Regions from separate parts of the Mus musculus genome. Here region 1 is linked to region 2. Evidence: chromatin contacts called from ENCODE POLR2A ChIA-PET data. All regions are on one chromosome and are shown on one strand. Each heading gives the region's core, a stretch centred on a gene start or an enhancer-like site at or near the end of the contact. The rest is flanking DNA. Distances are from core to core; before and after follow the strand shown. Region 1 holds the start of Birc6 (baculoviral IAP repeat-containing 6). Region 2 overlaps Memo1 (mediator of cell motility 1).

Evidence for each region. ChIA-PET counts read pairs that join two places held with the same protein, here RNA polymerase II (POLR2A).
Region 1: POLR2A ChIA-PET joins it to region 2 with 11 read pairs in Patski. The contact joins the promoter of Birc6 here to the enhancer-like site in region 2. POLR2A ChIA-PET finds 5 or more read pairs at or near these places in 2 of 5 experiments (Patski and embryonic stem cell).

The regions. Positions count from the first base shown.
Region 1 is chr17:74,526,901-74,529,609 of GRCm38, forward strand. It overlaps Birc6 (baculoviral IAP repeat-containing 6), which reads left to right and starts at 1,395. Exons shown (of 73, transcript NM_007566.3): 1 at 1,395-1,901. The coding sequence starts at 1,568. It overlaps Gm31645 (a long non-coding RNA gene), which reads right to left and starts at 1,300. Exons shown (of 3, transcript XR_385765.4): 1 at 733-1,300.
Region 2 is chr17:74,263,870-74,266,569 of GRCm38, forward strand. All of the region lies in intron 1 of Memo1 (mediator of cell motility 1), which reads right to left. Among named protein-coding and RNA genes, the nearest start is that of Gm52299, 11 kb to the right of the region's middle. Within about 2 kb of position 1,423, at least 2 of the 3 ENCODE cell types and tissues checked have a DNase peak (open chromatin) inside an H3K27ac peak, as active enhancers do.

The DNA of each region.
Region 1 (2,709 bases), core at 145-2,644, 260 kb after region 2:
CTCCAAGTGCTGGGATGAAAGGCGTGGGCCACCATCACCAGGCACCAAACAATTTTTTATTGCCTCAAGTTTTTTTTTTTTGGAAAGGATCTTGTTAAATAGCGCAGGCTTGCCCAGAATTCTTAGCATTACTGTTTCAGACTGGGATTCTAGGTATGCGAGACCACACCCAGGCACCGCTACACTGTAACTACAAGTGACTGACTGACAAGTAACTGTTTCAACATAAAGTTTAAGAAAGATGTTCTTTCAAATCTAACGAAGGAGGATACTCCACTGTTACAGCAAATCTCTCCAACCCAATTATGCTCTGGCAATGAAAACACGACACAATTAGTATGAATACATGCTGTGCGCCTAGATTGGGCAGATCTACAACCACTACACTACCATCTTCCACATCTATGAGACCACTTAGAACTTGCGTTTTCTCCAGGCCATGTTCTTCTGTTCTGCTTTTCTTCTTCCTCCTCCTCTGCCTTCTCTGTCTCAAACCTCCTTCCTTTCTTTCCACTCCACTTTCCCTTTCTCTGCCCAATCATCAGCTTTCCTTTATTTTACAAATTAAGGTGGGAAGGTTTACAAGAAATCACCTAAGTGCTGACTCATTCCTTGTTCACAACTCCTCACAGGAGAACAGAATTGACATCAAATATAATTAGCCCCAGGGCAATCCACAACACCCCACCAAAAATCATGTAAATCCTTTGCAATGAGCTACACTAGGCTGACCTGTAATGTGTCCAGCACCTCATTAATGAGCATGTCTGTTTATTAAAAGATTTGGAACTATCGCTTCTCAGTCTTCTAAGATCAAGTGTAAAAAAAATCTGAAACTAGGGCAGGCGTCGTAAAAAAAAAATCAGGTTCAGTTCCAATGAAGAGGCTTGTCAGAGTGTGCAATGATAGAGGCCTACTTCCGGATCTCGCCTCCACCCCGCAACGCCCTCCTCCTCTGCCCCGTGCTGGGAACCGCTGGGAATCAGCCGCCCTGGCCACGAAGGGGCCTCTGGGCGTACCAGACAAGTCGCGCGGGCTCGGGTTTGCCTAGCGGAAATGCACAGGGCCCAGCACCACCCTCCCTGCCACGCGCAGGGCGGAACTCCCGCCGATACCACTCCCGGGGCTCGAAGGAAGAAACTGGGACGTTGAGGACGCAGGGCTGGCTGGAGCAGCAGCGCGTGGCACGCGCCTAGTCCTACCACGCATGCTCCGCGCTTGAAAAAAAAAAGTTTCAGCCCCGCCCCCTTCTTCTTCTGAGGCCCGCCTACCGGGCCCTGGGAGCTCTTCTGCGCATGCTTACTAGGCCAGGTCCCGCCCCTGCCCCGCCTTTTCTGTGCCTTCGGAAGTTCCTTATTAGCTTCCCTCTGCTCTGGCTAGATCGGCACTCCCGCGCATGCTCCACCCCCTGGGCTCCGGCCCCTCCTTTGGTGCGGCCCTCTCTCCCCTCCCCCGCCAGCCTGCGAGCTCGCTTGGCCTGGCCGGCCTGGCGGGCGACGTTCCCTGTGCGTGCAGGCGCTTGACTTCACTTCCGGCTAACGCGCTCCGCTTTGCCCCCTGGCCCCGGATGGTGACTGGCTGTGGTGCTGCACCTCCCGGGACTGTCACTGAGCGGCTTCCCAGTGTGATTGTGCTGAGCGCAGGCCGGAAGATGGCGGCTGCGGCTGCGGAGGCCTCGGGCCCGAGCTGCTCCTCCGCGGCGGCGGCGGCAGGGGCGGGGGCGGCCGGGGTCTCCGAGTGGCTGGTGCTGCGGGATGGCTGCATGCGCTGCGACGCCGACGGGCTGCACAGCCTCTCCTACCACCCGGCGCTTAACGCCATCCTGGCCGTCACCAGCCGCGGGACCATCAAAGTCATCGACGGCACGTCCGGGGCCACCCTTCAGGCCTCGGCGCTCAGCGGTGAGCGCGGCACGCCGGGCGGGGGCTGGGCTGGGCCGGCCGCGGGCGGAGACGGGTTGTGGGGATGCTGGTGGAGGAAGCCTCCCAGCCTCCGGGATCGGGATCGGCCTCGGAGGGACAGCGTGGAGCGGGAGGGTCGGAGAGGCCCGGAAGCTACGGCCGAGGACCTTCGGACTCGGAAAGCAGCAGCTTTTGGGGACGGGAACTCGGTTTGGCGGGGTGCGCTGCGAGTTGCTTTTCGGGCCTTTTGCATCTGAACCGGCCTGGTCCTGTGGGAGAGATGTGGAGGCCTTGGAGGTCGGTGCTGGTGAGGACCGGGCCCTCGCTGGCCTCTTGGACGAGATTTTGGGCTAGCTCCGGGCTGGACCAGAGGGAAGGGCTGGCAGTCTTGGCGGTGGCGGGAGAGATGGGTGGCCGGAGGCAAGGGGCGGGAAGCGTCCAAGCCGGCTGTCTTGCCCTCTTTTCCCGGCGAGTAGCGGCCCGCCGGTTGTCGTCTGGTCCTGTAGGTGCGGGGACCTCCGAGGGTTGCGCTTTCGCACAGGGGGCGGGCTGGAGTGGGCACTGGGATGGGGAGGTCAGTAGGAGAGGGAAGGCCAGCTGCCTGAACTGTGCTTGCTGGACTATGGGACTCGCAGAGTGCAAAAAAAAAAAAAAAAAAAAAAAAGAAAAAAAAAAGGTTAGTATCGGTCCTCTAGCTCTGAGTGCTCCCTCCTTCCAGTGTCAAGAAGCCTAGGCCCCTTGTAATTAGGTGGAACTTCAAGCCCTTTCAACTTGTTTTAGCATAGAGAGCTAGAGATTGGTAGTTGTA
Region 2 (2,700 bases), core at 173-2,672:
AAGTGCATTTTTAATGGTCAGAGTTTGTACAACTTTTATCTACATATTCACTCTAAAAATGCAGTACAAGCTAACAATCCCATAGTTAGCACTACAGCACTCACGGCAGGATTTCATGGTAAGGAAAGTGTAATTAAAACCACCAGCATTTGGTTTGGTAGCAGTTTCCATCTGTGGACATCAAAGCAACTTTTAAACACATTAATTACAGCCTTCCTAACTATCCTGTTTACTATCAGCAGAGTACAAGCATGAACATGGGTCTACTATACCAAACTACACAAAGTATACATTTAAATTGTAAAGTCCATGCATAATTAGAGACTATTTTGTATTAAGGTCTGAGGAGAACCTACCCTTCCCTGTATACTACTTAGTAAACTATTAAATCATTACTAGTGGGGCTGGAGGATGGCTCAGTTGTTAGAACTTGTTTGCTCTTGAAGACACCAATACACATAAAATAAACCTAAAAAAAGATTACGACCAGTATTAGTTTAAGTTCTTTATCTTTATACTGTTTGAGTTTGTGTGTTGTTTTTGCTTTTGGTTTATATTTGTTCCCTTGGCTGTCCTGGAACTTGCTCTGGAAGACCAGGACAGTCTCATCCAGCTGCCTCTGCCTCCTGAGTGCTGAGATCAAAGGGTGCACTCCCCACCCCCAGCCCCAGCCCTGTCTTCAGACTGTTAATACCATAAAGAAAGGCACTGGGGATGGGCAACTGGACTCCTTGGTTAGCAGGTGCTGTATTCTCCCTCATTACCCTTTCTGTCTTGGGAAAAAAGACTATTAGAGTAACAGCCAGCCAGACTACTCTTTTGCCAGCTACAGCCATCCTCAACATTCCATGGATACCTTGAGACAACTAAGCAGACTGCAGCTGACTGCCTTGGCTCCTGAAGGCACAGCCCCAGCCAAAATTGTGTGAAACAGTTTGCACCAAATTTTTCCTTTCACAGTCCTGAGTGAAATCTAGATGACCTTGAAATCATTTCCACTTTGGCCAAAAGGAAGCACTTTTCCCTCAGAGAGGTGATTGGTTCAACTCAGTGGCTATGATGAGTACAAAGAGATAATGTTCAAACAAGTGGATGTGAATGACCCAAAACAAAGGGGATGATGGGTGCAAAGGCGGCTTCTGGGGCTCTATAAAGCTGGTCAGGCTCACTGAGTGAGCCAGCTGGGAGACACTCTCCTGTGCTGCTTCCCCTAAAACTGCAGCATTAGGCGCAATAAAATGCTTCTCTAAATGGTCTTTCTTGCCTACTTTCAGTAATGTGGCTGAACTGGTCGCCAGAGGGAGGTGGGAGAGGAGAGAGGCAGGGGCAGTAGCAGCAGCAGCGAGCAGAAACAGCAGAATGGCAGTGGTGCTGACAATGAAAGCCCCACAGATGAAGAGGCTTAAACAGCTGAAGAAGCAGCTGTAGTCCTGCAGAGTGGCAGTCCTGGCCTGTGCTCTTGACTTCTGGGTGGCTCCCAAACGGCCCAGCTCACAACCCATCCCCACTTCCCCAGGCCTGAATTCATACCCAAACTATTCCCAAATATCCCAGCATGCACCAGAGTGGGGGCAGGGGGACACTACGGACACACGGCTCCTTGACAACTTTAGAAGCAACTGAACAAACAGTTCAAATGGACGGGAAGGAAGAAGAAAGCAGAAGGAGAGCATATGTGACAAGAGGATTATGCATATGAAGGATCAAAAGTGTGTGTGCAGAAGTAATCAACAGATACTGCAGGTTAGCAGGTTCCCACAGAATTGTAGTAAGTCTTCATTGCCCATGCTGAGGGGTTATACCAACGACTACTTAGTAGTTAAGGCCTACACAGGGCCTATAACATTTATAGGGCTAAGGATTCCAATACCCAGAAACTGGAGGACTAGAACCCTAGAGGGTACCTCTGGCTTCTGCTACCTTACTGGCAAAGCTTGCAGTTACTAAACACCAATGCAAAAAAAAAAAAAAAAAAAAAAAAAAAAGGCTGCTTAGAGACCAGCATTTGAAGAATTTCCCCTTTCCTACACACAACTTCTATCTGGGTAGAACAAAATAGTCCTCAGCCAGCTACTGGTGACAACATCCTTATGAAAAGAAGACTGGTAATATATATAATATCCTTGCTCAGCATACACAAGATTCTGATTTCAATTCCCCAGCATCAGAAAATTCAACAATTAAGCAACAATAACTAAGTACTCAGGTATGATGGCTCAAAACTTGTAACACTGGTACTTAAAAGCTGACACAGGAAGAGTGCCCCAAATTCAAGGTCAGCCTAGAATATGAACAAGACATCAAAACTGTAGGGGACCGGTGTTAGCATTCTGTTTAAGCTCCTTCCCACAGTTACCTGCCAACAGCCAGGTAGGCCTGACCCACTATAAAGGGGGCTGTTTGCCCTCTCCTCCCTCTCTTGCCCTCTTGGGCTCTTCTCTTCCCCCATCCCTTCCCTACACCCTCCCCCCACCCCACCCCCCCCCCCGCGCGCGCGCACACACACACACACACACACACACACACACCTTTATTTCTCTACTCCCTCTCTCTGCCTTTCTCTGCCTCTACTACCCTCTTAACTCCCCTCCCCATGTCCTGAATAAACTCTATTCTACACTATACCATCATGTGGCTGGTCCCCCATACCTACCACACATCCATAGAACATATTCATATTTTCTCTCTCTCTCTCTTTCT